Linked DNA regions of Homo sapiens: region 2 is linked to region 1. A link is a loop called in an ENCODE intact Hi-C map of the cell type or tissue named here. Cell type or tissue: heart left ventricle. All regions are shown on one strand.

Evidence for each region. Hi-C counts contacts between places; a loop is a spot of excess contacts. Peaks named below come from ENCODE experiments on the same cell type or tissue, not always from the same donor. Only the 100,000 strongest peaks of a DNase experiment are listed, where the experiment ranks them.
Region 2: a loop joins it to region 1, with 5 times the contacts of the local background. A loop is called at or near these places in 3 of 110 quality-filtered maps.

The regions. Positions count from the first base shown.
Region 1 is chr9:16,548,121-16,556,120 of GRCh38, forward strand. BNC2 (basonuclin zinc finger protein 2) reads right to left here. Exons shown (of 7, transcript NM_017637.6): 5 at 4,410-4,645. Among named protein-coding and RNA genes, the nearest start is that of BNC2-AS1, 170 kb to the right of the region's middle. In heart left ventricle, no CTCF peak of the experiment used is centred here; a DNase peak (open chromatin) is centred at 4,401.
Region 2 is chr9:16,491,361-16,499,360 of GRCh38, forward strand. All of the region lies in intron 5 of BNC2 (basonuclin zinc finger protein 2), which reads right to left. Among named protein-coding and RNA genes, the nearest start is that of LINC03041, 220 kb to the left of the region's middle. In heart left ventricle, no CTCF peak of the experiment used is centred here; no DNase peak of the experiment used is centred here.

The DNA.
Region 1 (8,000 bases):
ATTCTGGCAGGACCCACCTGCAAATGAGAAGATTTCCACAGACAGGCTGGTGGATGAGCCCAGGCAAGTCAGTTATACGTTCAAACTGAAAGAGACTATAAAAACTTGATTTTTAAATGACTAAATTCAACAATGATAATCACCCGTATTCTTATTTCCTAGGTCAAGGACAGAGGGGAAAATGGGGAAAGGACAAAAGAGGGGGCCACTGCTTCCATTCATGGTCAATAAATGTATCACAAGATACAGACCTGAACTAAGAATTCTTCTTCTTCTTCTTCTTCGTTTTTTTTTTTTTCTTTCGAGATGGAGTCTCGCTGCAATGCCCAGGCTGGAGTGCAATGGTACAATCTTGGCTCACTGCAACCTCTGCTTCCCGGGTTCAAGGAATTCTCCCACCTCAGCTTCCCAAGTAGCTGGGTTAACAGGCACATGCCACCATACCCGGCTAATTTTTGTATTTTAGTAGAGACAGGGTTTCACCATATTGGCCAGGCTGGTCTCAAACTCCTGACCTCAAGTGATCTGCCCGCCTTGGCCTCCGAAAGTGCTGGGATTACAGGCGTGAGCCACCACGCCTGGCCAGAATTATTCTTTAGTAGTAGAAAAACATCATATTCTCCCTTGTATTTAGATTTTATCATCTAATTGCATATTCCCATTTTTGTGGTTTTCTGGAAAATGCTTAAAAGCTAACTTTCTGTACTTTCTGAATAAATACTTTAATAAGTACACAGGAGAATATTGGGTTCTTAATATATTACCTGACTTCTTAAGTAGTTGTAGTCCAAGTTATGTTATGCATTTTATACCCAACTGGCTAGCTTGTGAATTATATAGACACTCACATAGGTGAAAATTAACTTTATAAAAAAAGTACAGGATCCTTGACCGATGTGCCAGCCTTTTAAATGTATCTGTAGCATCACTATCATCTCCCTTTTTCTAATAATAACCTCTTAAACCACATACTTTTGAAAGTTCTGCTCCCCTCTTCCCCCTACATCCAAAAATTCAAAATCAGATCAGACAACTGTCATTCTTCCACATTTAAAGGTATCTCAGAAGGCAGGAGTAGCTGTGTACACATAAAGGATGCAGGCTTTGTCCCACAGAGAGTTAAATTAATATCCTGGCTTGACTAGTTCAACTTACCGTACATCTTCATTTGCCCAGGAACACAATCTGTAGCCAACTGCTAACCAAGTCAATATGTGGTAAGACTAACAGCCACCCTAACCTGCCTTGATAATTATTCTCCTTTAACTGACATAATATTCAATATACTGTTGTTGAGAGCAATAATGCTAAAATTGATGCCTTGAGGGCTACAAGACAATTGAGTTTTAGCCAGATAAAATGACTTGTACACTAATAGAGCATTATGGGGTTCCACAGCCTTCGGACACACATTTTATAGCCTACTTTTACAAAAACGCCATATACAATTATATTCAAAGTAATTTGTGCACACCTTATCATTACCACATACAATCTTTAAAATATTGGCCAATTATCAAGTAACATTACTTTAGAAGAATGGGTTTACTTTTACAGTCTCTCTCTTTTTTCTTTACAAAACAAAGCATTTTCTCACTACAAAAGTGGTAACAGTTTTGGTGTTCTGGGACCATTTGCTTTTTTTTCCAAACCGAGAACTGTTTTAACAAAGAACAAGTAGATTATAAATGCTGAATGACAAAAACCATCATTTAAATAAAATCTATATTACATCAATTCTACCAATAAAACAAGACAGAAACTAAACCTAGAACTCCTCTAATGTAAAAATCATCTATCGTTTTCTCAAAATGTCAATTTTAGACTGAATGGAGAAATATTATATTAAATTTGAGACTGTCAAAATCTATATTAAAATAATAAAAATTAATTATAATTTAAGTATTACAATAAATGAAAATGCTCTCTATAAGCAGTATTTCACCCTAAAATAAGAGATTTATAAATTTTAGTTCCTGGTTTTACTGAATTTTCCTCTCAAATTTCATTTCTCTTGCAATTTTGTTTCTTTAAATCAAGCTTGTCCAACCCACAGCCCACGGGCTGCATGTGGCCCATGAAGGCTCTGAATGCGGCCCAACACAAATTTGTAAACTTTCTTAAAACATTATGAGAGTTTTTTTTTAAGCTCATCAGCTATTGTTAGTGTTAGTATATTTTATGTGTGGCCCAAAACAATTCTTCTTCCAATGTGGCCCAGGAAGCCAAAAGATTTGACACCCCTGCTAAATACTGGGCCCTCCCATACAAAGAAATACAGAGTACATTTACATTTTTTATACCTGCATTAGAGATATGTTCACAAGTTGGGGAAAAACTAACATCTAAATAATTATTTCAAGTAAAATAAAAAACAGGCACTGGCCAAGGCAGAACAATAGGACCATAACACAGAAACATTATCAGGCTTTATGTTTACTCCTATCAAAGTGCTACCTGAGCTTTGTTAAAATGGCAAACCAACATAGCCCTGCACATACCTATTTGTTTGGACAGAAAGATACAATGTATATGCTTGTGTCTCTGCGTAGGTATACAGGTGTAAGTATCTTAGGCAACACATACACATGAAACTGAAATACAATATTAATGACAGAAGTATAAGCAGCATAGTGGAGGTAATAAAGATGGTACCAGATTGGGGCAAAACACTTGTTGGTTTGGAATAAAGAAAGGACTGTTAGCCAAGCTAACAGTTCCATACAAACAACTGTAAGAGGTTTTTCTCTTTGTGTAGGGTAAAATCCATTCAAAACAGACATTAATAATCACGCTGTAGAAATGACTGTAGAAAGACGCAGCACTGTATGCATCTTGGGGCCAGTATAAGCAGGGATTGTGAAACCAGTTCCTGATTTATTTTTCCTGGCCCCTTCCTCCTAGATCTTGTTCCCCCTCATGCCCCCTGACCGTCCAAGACTTATCTTCCTACTTTAACCCACTGAAATGTCCCCATCCTGAGGCAAATGAGATAATGCTTGTAAACATTCTGTATAAACTGAAAACGTAATATATAATTGCTACTATTATCACCATCATCTCATCTTTTGAGGGCCAAATTTTCTGTGTCTTCCCAGTTGAGATTCTCACTAAATTAAGACGTCATTCTATTCTGAGAGCAGACAGGTTATTCCAACTCCCTTCCCTTTCCCTACTTCTACTTTCTATCCTTCCACTGCTCTCCTGTCCCAGCTAACAGCTGGAGGTACCACACAGGAAAATGACAAGAATCTGTGTGTTCTGATGCCAGGTTAAAACGAGAGGTAGACTGAGGCTCCCCACTCCTCACATGCCAAGCTGGCAGCTAATGCCCTTCATGTAACACACAGTAGCTCAGGGAATAAACAGTGGAGATATGTCTAGCACTATACAAGGCTGGCACAGCCAAAACCAATTGTTTTTGAAGGGGTCATGTCTCCTGGTATTATCCTCATGGGAAATTTGAAAAATTGCTTCAGATTCTACCTTCTCAAATTGAGATGTCCTTCGGCGAGAGGGGTATTTCTTCATCATCCAGTGTAGCCTCTTTGGATCCTGGGATCTCCCAAAATGCTGTTCTCAACATTGACCCCTCAAGGGTTACAGGAAGACAGATAGCCATAAACACATTTCAGAGGCAAAGTATACAGTGCAAATAACACATGACACATTGCAAAAATGAGATGAAGAAAGAGAGGGATGGGAGATGGGGGTGCATGAAGGCTGTGGGCCTCCCAGAAAACTCTTAGAGCCCTTACCAGGTCAGAAGTGCCATTGACACAAAGGAGACACTCAAGGCTGGAAGAACAGGTTCTGCAAAGACGAAATCTAAAATCATGTCTGTGTGTTTCAGAAGGTAGAAATCTGAAGGCTATCATGTGAGGGTTTACTGGTTATATAAGTTTATATGGATTATAGTTCTACCTTTGAGTTGGCTGAAAAAACAATAAATAGTAAAATGTGTACCTTTAGGTACAAAGACAACCAAGAAAAACACCGTACCTGCAAACTGAGTATGAGAAAAAGCCCTAATAAACCCAAATGAAGGGTAATCTCAGATTTTCACACACCCATTACCCGCCTCAAAGAGCCCTCCTTTTTAATAGGGTTATAATAAGACTTGTTGAAGAAGCCAGAAAGCCCATGATGTAGAGAAAGAGTTGAATTCAAAAAGGTGCAAACAAAGGTAACGCAAGTCAAGAGGCCAAGTTTTCCTTCTAATACAGCCTGAGGCCCGATGGTGGCCTGCTTTGTCTCTCTCCTTTCCCCTTCCCTGACAAGCCTGCTGAAACGACCACTTTAACCAGAGGAGGGTGTGCAGCCCTTCCTGCGAGGTTTGTCAAGGACTCTCACCCTTCCCCACCCACAGTCGGCCCCGGACACGGGCGGCGTTCAAGTCCTCTCCCTACCTGAAGGATGTATCCTCGGACATAGTCCCGCAGAGTCCAGCCAAGGCCGTGCAGTATGTGCAGTACCTCCTCTTGCTTCAGGACGCTGAAGAGACGGTCCAGCAGGATCTTTAGCCGCACAGGCACTGCTTGTGTCCCATAGAGCATCAGGCTGCTGATGTCAAACACGACGTTGGACTGCACAATCTCCACTTGGGTGGGGTGGTACAGGTGCTGCGTGCTGAGCTTATCCAAGGCTGTGGTGGTCCCGCCAAAGTTCCAGAGATGGGGGTGTTGGGAATAAGATAAAGAGAGAGAACAGGAGTTAGAAATATTGCTGGAAGTTACCAGGGCTCCATTTCTACACATGAATGTTCGCCATAGGTGTTTAAGCAAGATCTTGCAAAGAAAATAGTTCTCTGACACCTCCTTTCTGTTTTACCCCTTTTCTTTCCTATTTTTTTAATTGGATGTGTTTATAAATTGCAGGCAACAACAAATAGAAAACACATTCAACTTTCAGATAAAGAGTCACTGAGGGGGTTTTCAAATGACCGTGGCTGGTGCTAAAAACCTCATTGATTTGTTAACTGAACTGTGTTTCAACCCGAGTGACGATGGTGTCCCCTACCCCCCACCAAAAACAAAACAAAACAATTCCTAACTCATGCCATATGGGCAGGCTCAGTGAATATCACTTTTCTGAATAAGATTCACCCCTTATAATACCTGAATGGTTAAAGAGGAGGAAGAGAGTGTTCTTTAGACGACAGGGGTGAAAGACCTAATTTGGAGGGAATAAGGAAAGCTGACATCTGTGTGGAGGGCTAGTAATTTAAGTCAAGTCATATTAGCTATAGGGGGTTATCCAAAAACTTAGTTCTCTCAATTTCTCTCGTTAGTCACCTGTTAGATAGCTTTTGTGTTCATTGGCATGTTTTCTGAAAGTTATTCAGGATAAAAAAGAAAATTAAAGTCATAATTTTAAAAAGAAAGAAATAACAAGTCACTTTGTTAATAGCTCTAAGGGTACAGATGAAAATGGAAACAAATGACAAACCAACATTTGAGAATTTCTGGTGTATTTCAGCTAACTGTATTATCTCAGTAGAAAAAGCTGAGGATGACCATTCTCAGAGTAAACACTTTTAATAAAATGAAAAGTTCAACAATTGGGTGCTTTTTCTCCTCAAATTTAAGAAACGCCATCTCTTCTCTAGAACTAAAGGCCAAAATAAGGTCATAAATTCCAGTCCCCATCCATATCTGAGTTACTGCACACCCTATTGCTGATAATATAATTACATTTTGCCTCAGTTTCTCAAGCAATAACACTGTCTTATCTGTAGGGCTTAAAGAGATGCTGCAAAGATTAGTGAGATAACGAGTGAGAGGCACTCTAAACTCCTTAAGAGAACACAAAAGGCATTCAAAACTGTCAGAATTATATGCATATGCCCATTTAGGAATTAAACAAGATGAACACATAAGCCTGAAGGATGGTCATCTAACCTCATGAGTCAGGCAAATGGGTATCAGCCAACATCTAGGCTCAAGTCATAACTACACCTAAGTTATGAACCTAAGGTTTCTGCAAATTCTAAACTACAGTGTGGCCTTTCTCAGCGGCTTTTCCTAACACCTTATCCCTAATGGTACGGGCTACACTACACGTGCATTCTCAGCAACTCCTATTTTACTACACCAATATTACTGCATAATCATGGAGGAATTTAAAAGTGCGTGCACACAGATTTTTTAGTATTTCATATGTATTTTTTCAGGGCTCCTCCTCCACTCTCATTTCCTCCTGACTTGTGGTCACTAGAGAGTTCATGTACTCTTGATAAATTGCTTTCTTACATCCACAGTGTAAAGGCCCTTATCATTTACCCGCTGGCTTCATTCAACACATTTACTCCCAGGAATACTTTGTCAAAGAGTTCGGGTTTTCTCATACTTCATTTCTTGCAGCTGATTTGTCTGATCTTCCCTATTCTAGTGGTTAAGTCAACTTTGAATAAATAGCCTTAAAAATTAATTTAACGTTTGGGAAAGATAAGGGCTTCACAAGCCTAGGGATTGAAGTTTTCTCTCACTCCACAGGGCATTTAGACTGCAAAAAAGCAGGGATGGGGTATTACTATCCCTGTTCTTCTTCAAGTACAGCTTAACTACTCAGCCTTCTGATGAGTGGCTGCTCTGCTAACAGAATCCAGTGACCAGATCGGGGGCGATCTGCTCCTCCTCCATTTCCCTTCATCAGCTCTCCTCAACCGTTTCAGATAGTTCTTTACAAAACAGACTTCTATGACAACAGCAAATATGAAACTGACAGGAGTCAGTAGAAAGGAAATAAAATGACACAAAATCCTGATTTTTGTGTGTGTACTTGGCACCTTGCATGTCTGCATTAAATACATGCAGGTGTGTGTGCAAATGCGTTCAAATTGTAGGTGAAAAAAACCACAATCACTCTCCCTCCCACTCATTAAAAAAGGTTGGTTGTTTTATTTTGTATTATTTTTTAAGACGGAGTCTCGCTCTGTCGCCCAGGCTGGAGGGCAGTGGCGCGATCTCGGCTCACTGCAAGCTCCGCCTCCCAGTTTCACGCCATTCTCCTGCCTCAGCCTCCAGACTAGCTGGGACTCAGGCGCCCACCACCACGCCTGACTAATTTTTTTTTTTGTATTTTTGGTAGAGACGGGGTTTCACCATGTTAGCCAGGATGGTCTCGATCTCCTGACCTCGTGATCCACCCGCCTCGGCCTCCCAAAGTGCCGGGATTACAGGCATGAGCCACCACACCCGGCCAAGGTTGGTTGTTTTAAAGATGAAGAGCACTAAACTGTTAAGGGTACAGAAGAAAAGAGAATTAAAAGAGCACAGAAAGAACAAAAATATTTCCCTAGATATGCTTTCGAGAACACCTGAGACTGAGGATATTATAAGGACACTAGTTGATTCTTCTTCATAAGTGTACCATATGTTAGTAAGTATGAATACAGCTGGGCAAGGTGGCTCACACCTGTAATCCCAGCACTTTGGGAGGCGAGACGGCAGATTGCCTAAGCCAAGAGTTCAAGACCGGCCTGGGCAATGCGGTGAAACTCCCACCTCTACAAAAAATGGAAAAATTAGCTGGACATGGTGGCGCCCACCTGTGGTCCCAGCTACTCGGGATGCTGGAGTAGGAGGATTATCTGAGCCCAGGGGAGATCCAGGCTGCAGTGAGCCATGATTGTATCACTGTACTCCAGCCTGGGCAACAGAGTGAGACCCTGTCTCAAAAAAAAAGAAAAAAGTAGAAAAACTGTTATAAACCACATAAATATAGAGCAAAGGTCAACAACTTATTCTATAAAGGCCAGATATTAAATATTTTAGGTTTGTGGGTTATGCATTCTCTTTCACACCTATTCACCTCTGTTGTTATAGCAAGAAAGCAGCCATACACAGATAAGACTTAAACTATTAGGTGTGTCAATGTTCCAATAAAACTGTACTTAGGCCAGGTGCAGTGGCTCACACCTGTAATCCCAGCGCTGTGGGAGGCCAAGGCAGGAGAATTGCTTGAGCCCAAGAGTTTGAGATCAGCTTAGGCAACACATT
Region 2 (8,000 bases), 57 kb before region 1:
GAGGCCACTCAAATGAAGAGGAACATGCATTTCTCAGAAATGACAAGATCTGGTAATGACAAAACTTAAGAGGATCAGAGGTAAGGGTCAAAATAATTTTAAAAAACACACATAAAACTCCTACAGCACACGCAGTATTCCTTCAAAATAATTTTTTTCTAGCTATATTGGATACCTTGATAGCTGGGGAAATGGCAGTAATTCTAAGAGAGCCTGGGAAATGGGAGGAAGGCTTAAGAAAACAGTGAATTTAGTTTGGGCCATATTACAATGAAAGAGGATGGAAATTTATCCAACTGAAAAAGTCAAGTGAGCAGCTGAAGATATGCATCATACCTTGTTCACATGTGCACTCGCTCATTAGGGGTGGATTACCAGTCTCTAAGGGTTATTTCACTGCAGTTTAGTTTCATCTCTTTTTAAGTTATACAGAAACACCAACAAAGAAAAAGTTACTACTACATGTATGCTTACGCTACCAGATTAATCAAAATCGTTTTTCTTCTTTAAAATATATTGATGTCCATAGCATGCTAAATAAACAAAACTAATAAACTACACTCTGGTATGCTCACATACTTCCGCTTTTACAAATCAATTTAGTCAAGGATCAGTTATTTTTTCTCAGACCTGATTATAACCGTTTCATCTACAAATACGATTTTATCATTTAATGAAATATTATAAAAACCAGTGAAATACGATTGTAAAATAAAAAGTTCATTCTATCAAAATTAAGTTGAATGCTTTAGGGAGTCCTGACAATGTTTTTTTCTTTTTTTTCCCCACCCTTAAAAAAAAAACAAAAACAATCCTGCTTTCACATGGTGTGGGCAAGACAAATGCAAAATATTGGAGGATTGGATGATTCTACACTCAACCTATTCATGTCTAAGTTCCAGGTTCACTTTAAAGCAGCAAGAGGTGAAAATCTTGGTGATACATCACAGTTGTGGTATATGTAAGAAGTCAGAACTTTAATGAGCACAACCATCCATACTTAAGTAAAGGCCTTGGCTAATCTCAAAATGCACATTTCTATATTTTCAGCTAAAAATGCTTAAAACATGTAGTTTGTTTGTTTTGGTAAAGATTCACCACTTCAACTGATTAACTGGCTGTTGGTCCTGGTTGTGAAAACAGGAGGAATTTTCTACTGCATATGATTTCTTTAAAGCAACAAAAGCCTCTGAGAATTAACTTTAATATGTGTTTACCTGGCAGGTTGTAAAGGTGTTCCTGCTGTGATGTATGGTCCACTGAGAAATCATATGATGTATTTCTTGTCTTTTAGGAATACAGGTTATGCATCGAATAAATACCAAAAGCTCCATCCTTCGAGGGTGGTAAAGGCCTGCCCATTTTTTTTTTTTTTTCTGTATAGCTATCCATCAAGTCTACTCAATTAATGATGAGTAGTAAGCATCATTACAAATCAGTCACAGAACACTGCTGCTAAAATCTTTATGGGTAATCTGAAATGGTGTGTCTTCAGTCTGGGTAGTCTGAAACGTTGTGTCTTAAGTCAACTTAACATGTAGGTTAAGTTTTTTACAGGCATCACTAAGATGAAATTCGTGATCATTAGTATAAATAACATTCAGAATATTATGATGCCATTAAGAAAATGTTTCCTGGTGATCATCCATACTGCAGAGTATGAAACAGACTTAGAGCTCCCCTGCTTTATTTCATTTTTATTGAAAAATTTCATAGAGGAAACTGTAATTGAATGATTAAGCCACTTTGTTTTCACGTAAGTCCTATTTCGAAGAAATAAAGTACGCACGCAGAAAAAGCACTCATTATCAACACACAGGTAAGCAAAACCACTGATCTGTGTTTCTCAGAAAATACACTAAGGTGCTCTATCCATTTCCCAACCAGTGCATCCTGATAGGTTTTAGACTCAGGAAACAGTTACATCTACCTTATCTGACCACATCCAGATCTGGCCAACAACCTGAAGTTAGAAGCCATCAATTCAGAAGATCTTTTCAAAGTACAATATTGATACAAAAATGATTTGAATTTTTAATTAGGGGTGGGTATGTGTAAGAGGGAACAAACAACTCATTCATTCAGAGCTGTCTTGAGCACCTACTGTAATAAACGTGGCAACATGGTAGGTAGACTAGGTAGACTAAGGATGGATGAAATCCTGAAATAATCTTCCAGTTCTATGCTGGCCTCTGTCCCTCCTTTCTCCAGTTAATAAACATTTAAGACATGCCTATACTGTGCTATGTGCAGACTGAGACTACAAATCCAAATAAGACCCTCAAGGAGCTTATGTGGTTTAATGGAAGAGCTAGGCAAAAGGATAAAAGTAAGGCATTCAGGTTGCTCCCATGCTGGGAAAGGGTACTCTACTTGCACAGCAGGGGGCTAAGGCAGTCCTTCTAGCAGAGGTGACTTCTGAGCCATGCCTGAAGAGCCAAACAGGTGAAGATGAACCATCTAAATAGATGCAGCAGTAAGTAGAAAGGCACAGAGAGTGGAGGAAAGCATGGCGTGTTTAGAGAGAGCAGAAAGATGGAAAAGATGTGGGCATGTAGGACATGAAGAAGTCTGATGACACACGAGGGTAGAGAGGCAGGCAGGGGCCAAGTTCATTCAGTCCTCCACTCAACTAATAGGTCTTGACCATATGCTGCATGTTTGGTTTTGTCCTAGGCACTGGAGATACAACACTGAATAAAACAGACAAACCCCTACCCTGGTGGAGCTTAAATCCTGGTGGAAGAGAAACAGACACACTAAATAAAATACGAAATATATTAGAAAATAATTTTCTTTTTCTTTTTTTTGGAGACGGAGTCTTGCTCTGTCACCAGGCTGGAGTGCAGTGACACAATCTCGGCTCACTGCAAACTACACCTCCCAGATTCAAGCGATTCTCCTGTCTCAGCCTCCTGAGTAGCTAGGATTACAGGCCTGTGCCACCATGCCCAGCTAATTTTTATATTTTTAGTAGAGATGGGGTTTCACCATGTTGGCCGGGGTGGTCTCGATCTCTTGAACTCATGATCCACCTGCCTTGGCCTCCCAAAGTGCTGAGATTACAGGCATGAGCCACCGAGCCCAGCCAGAAAATAATTTTTAAGGAAGAAAAGACAAAGTGGAGAAAGAGGACCTGAAATGGTGTGGGTGAGGAAAGGCTGAAAATTCAGATACAGCAGTCAGGGCAAGAGTCATTGAGATGAGTTCTGAGTCAAGGTCTGAGATGTGAAGGCAAAATTTTTCAGGGAAAAGGAACAGCGAAGAAGCCAGTGTGACCAAAGTTGAACAAGTGAAGGAGGGAGAGAGGAGATGCAGTCAGAGATGAAGGGAAAAGGAGACACGTCATGTAGGCCTGGCACGTCCTGTAGGGTTTTGATCAAGATTTGGCAGGCCGTGTAGAAGAGTTTGGATTTTCATGAGAACACATGGACACAGGGAGGGGAACATCACACAGCAGGGCCTGTTGTGGGGTGGAGGGCTGGGGGAGGGATAGCATTAGGAGAAATACCTAATGTAAATGATGAGTTGATGGGTGCAGCAAACTAACGTGGCACATGTATACCTATGTAACAAACTTGCACATTGTGCACGTGTACCCTAGAACTTAAAGTATAATAAAATAAAATAAAAGAGTTTGGATGTTCTTTCAACCCAGGAGAAAGTCAATGACGTATCATTAGCAAGTGTGACTTTCCATGAGTTGGAGTAAAGAACAGGTTGGCGGAGAGAAGATCAGTTAAGAGGTTCTGCAGAGATCCAAGTGGATAGGGGATTATTACAGCCTGAATAAGGTGGTGATAAATCATCAGCCTCTATCTAAATTATTAGCAGATCCTAAAAAAGGACAGTCGTAGTTTAACCTCATTGGCTTTCTTGGCCTAACATGAGAGAGGGTAGCAGGAGGAAAAAAATCAACAGCAAATATTCCCAGATATTATTTAAATTCGACATAAAATGAAACACTTTTCTGTTCCATATAGTGAGATCATGCCATGAACTCTGAGGATTTGGGGCTCAAAGGCCAAAAGACCACTGTGGACTTAAGCAGATCACATACTCAAAAGCACCAGCATTGTGACGTGAATGTCAATCTGAAAAATAACATGGTTCCTGGGTTGCCTGTAAACAGTGCTTGCGTTCTGGCTAGAGATTTGGGTCCGGTCCTTCTGGGGACAGGGTGCTCAACATATGCACTGCCCAAAGTGCCACCAAAGTGGCAAGTGGTGCTGAATGTAGTTCAGGCCTGGCTCACCACGGCCAAGCCATGTGCTCTGGTTTGGGCTTTATCCGCTCAGAAAGAACACCTTTTCTAATTTCATAAAGGCTCAACATGAGCTTGCTAGGGCCCAGTGGCTGGGGCTTAGAAATCTGCACTTGATTTCATGGCTCTCTGAAGGTTAACGAAGACTCAGACATCAGTTTGACTCAAATCTGTAAAACTGATCCTAACGTAGGAAATGGCTGAGACTCTTAGGAGTGTTACACTACCCTGGACTAGGCAGGCTCCTACTACAAAATGTTTTGTTTTCTTTTTTCTTTTTCTTTTTCTTTTTTTTTTTTTTAAGATGGAGTTTCACTCTTGTTGCCCAGGCTGAAATGCAATGGTGTGATCTTGGCTTACTACAATCTCCACCTCCTGGGTTCAAGTGATTCTCCTGCCTCAGCCTCTCAAGTAGCTGGGATTACAGGTGCCCACCACCATGCCCGGCTAATCTTTGTATTTTTAGTAGAGACAGGGTTTCGCCATGTTGGACAGGCTGGTCTCTAACTCCTGACCTCAGGTGATCCGCCCGCCTCAGCCTCCCAAAGTGCTGGGATTACAAGCGTGAGCCACTGCACCCAGCCCTTTAGAATGTTTCATTAAAAACAAAAAAACAAAACAAAACAAAACAAAAACACCATAATGATACCAGAACCCATATCTAATGTGGTTCTGTGCTTCTTTTACTAAGATAAAGAATTCGGAGTCTACATTTTCTCCCTAGTCATGATTCTGTTTAGGACACACACAAAGAATATAGTTTATTTCTTTAGAACTAGGATTGGACTATTAAAAATAGCACCATTATTGTGACAATGACAAATATTCAGAAGAGCCCTAAGTTGTGCTTAAGCACAATTACCTTAATGTCAGTTGATATTTTATGATACAACTGTGAGGCACTTTATTTTTAAGGCAGTTTAACCTGATTCCTTCATGCCTAAGAACAGACATCTAAGGTTTAAATCTAGGATTCTTAATAAGATGATTAAGCAATGCTCTGCAGTTTCTTTAAATATTTAATATAATTTTCATCACATAAATATTTACAGTTTATATTTTTTCTTGTGTTTATCAGGAGCAGGGGATCCATATCTTTTTTAAAGATGGGGAGGGGATGATCTCAACAATCAAAATATTCTACCAAGCTCTTTAGAAGCCCAGGCTATGGTGAGAAAACCTTATTCAAATATGTCTATTCAAGCCGATGCTGTATTTACCAGACACCCAGTTGCTGTTTATAGGGCTAGGATCTGGAAGGTGTTTGCTTCTAAAGGATCTTCTTACCTCACAACTTTGGTTCCATCATCACATCAGCAGCCTCTCCGCAGTACTACTACCATCATCAACATGGCATTAGATATGCACGATGCTCTTTTTCTGAAGATAGCAGAGTAATTCCACACACATTAGGTTGTGATCCATATGTTCTGCAGAGTCAGGCATTGCCTGGCAGGAAGGGGAAGGGCTCAGAGAGTCTGTTCACCCTTGTGGTCACTATTGTGCATGGCCACTCTGGTAGCCTTTTTGGAGCTCTAATATCAGAAAGGGGTTTCCTAGTCATCTCAAAGTGTGGAACAGGGAAGTTCCCTAAATACCCAGTTTATGATGTAGGCCTAATTTCTAGATATTGCAGAAAACAGTATTCAGTATCTCATTTATCCTAAAAACATTTCTGTGAAGTAGATGTAGGTAGTTATTATTCTGTCCATATTAGATGATGAAAGTATAGCACTGAAAGTTTTAATAATGTTAATCCAAGTTGGTTTTATCAGCAAAAGCAGAGACCATGCCCTTTGACATATGTCTGAATATTACATATTCTCTAATTCATGAATTCATTCTCAAATTCCTATTTATTGCTTATTATATGCCACACATTATACCGGAAACCAAGTACCCTAAATAACAAAACAGAAATGATCTCTGCTCTCATGGACCTAAAAGTTTGGTGGGGGAGATGGGTATAAATAAACAAATAGGTAAACAAATATAGGACTACAAGGTATAAAAATCGCTCTAAAGAAAATACGTAGTGGCTAAGAAAAAAGGGTAAAAGTCATTTAGATTGGGTGGCATTTAAGTTGAAAGTAAAGTCGGAATTAACCAAGTAAAAAGGTTGGGCTAAAAACATCCACCAACATAAAGGACATACTATATACCCTGGAAAGAACAATTATACAGAAAAACGCAGGTTAGCCAGTCATATCTGTGAACAGATAAAGAGACTTTAAGAAATTCTCTGTTTTCCAAGATACTTGTACATGCATGTTTACAGCAGCACAATTCACAACTGCAAAATCGTGGAACCAACCCAAATGCCCACCGATCAATGAGTGGATAAAGAAACTGTGGTGTGTGTGTGTGTGTGTGTGTGTGTGTGTGTGTGTGTGTATGTATTCCACCATATATATATTCCATCATATATATTCCATCATATATATATATTCTATCATATATATATTCCATCATATATATATTCTATCATATGTATATATTCTATCATATATATATTCTATCATATATATTCCATCATATATATATTCTATCATATATATATTCCATCATATATATATTCCATCATATATATATTCCATCATATATATATATTCCATCATATATATATATATTCCATCATATATATATTCCATCATATATATATATATTCCATCATATATATATATGAATATATGATGGAACACTACGCAGCCATAAAAAGGAATGAATTAACAGCATTTGCAGTGACCTAGATGAGATTGGAGACTACTATCCAAAGTGAAGTAACTTAGGAATGGAAAACCAAACACCGTATGTACTCACTGATATGTGGGAGCTAAGCTATGAGGACGCAAACACCTAACAATGATACAACGGACTTTGGGGACTTAGGGGGAAGAGTGGGAGGGGGGTGAGGGATAAAAGACTACAAATATGGTACAGTGTATACGGCTGATGGGTGCACCAAAATCTCATAAATCACCACTAAAGAACTTACTCATGTAACCAAATACCACCTGTACCCCAATAACTTATAGAAAAATAAAAAATAAATAAAATCTATAATCAAGAAAAAAAAAAGACCCCCAAAAAATTATATGTTTTCTTCTGTCTCCTACCTTAATTTATGATGCCTCATATTGGGAAACAGACCTTTACCGACAATGAAGAAGCCTGGATTCCAGGTCCAGCTCTACCACTGATTCTAAATCCTATTGTCCAATTCTCAGTGGCCCGCAGAGGAGGTGCGTGTCCCTGCCAGGGGTTGTCACCATCTTCTCTGGGCTACTGGATATCAAATAGTAGAATAATGTGAATACAAACAACAGAAACTCTACAAATACTAGACAGATTGAACATATTTAATAACCGTTTTATTAGTTAACACAATTACTATACCTGCCATAAGAAAAGCACAGGTATGTTCAGCACTTACAACAAACCACAATGTAATCAAATTCCCATTTTAAAATATGGACGCTAATGATTATAGTTAAAATACACTGCACTCTTACTATTTGTTGGGCATCATGCCAAGGACTTTCTTATATAAATAAGAATTAAATCTCACTTAATTCTTAGTAAATCTTCCAAGGTGGGTATTACTATTCTCATTTAACAAATGAGAAAACTGAGGCTCAGTCAGTTAAGTTACTTTTTTGAGGTCAATGTGGAGGTTACTGCTTACTTAGGCAGTCTGATTCCAGAGCCTATGTTTAGAAATTAGTTTGTATTAATC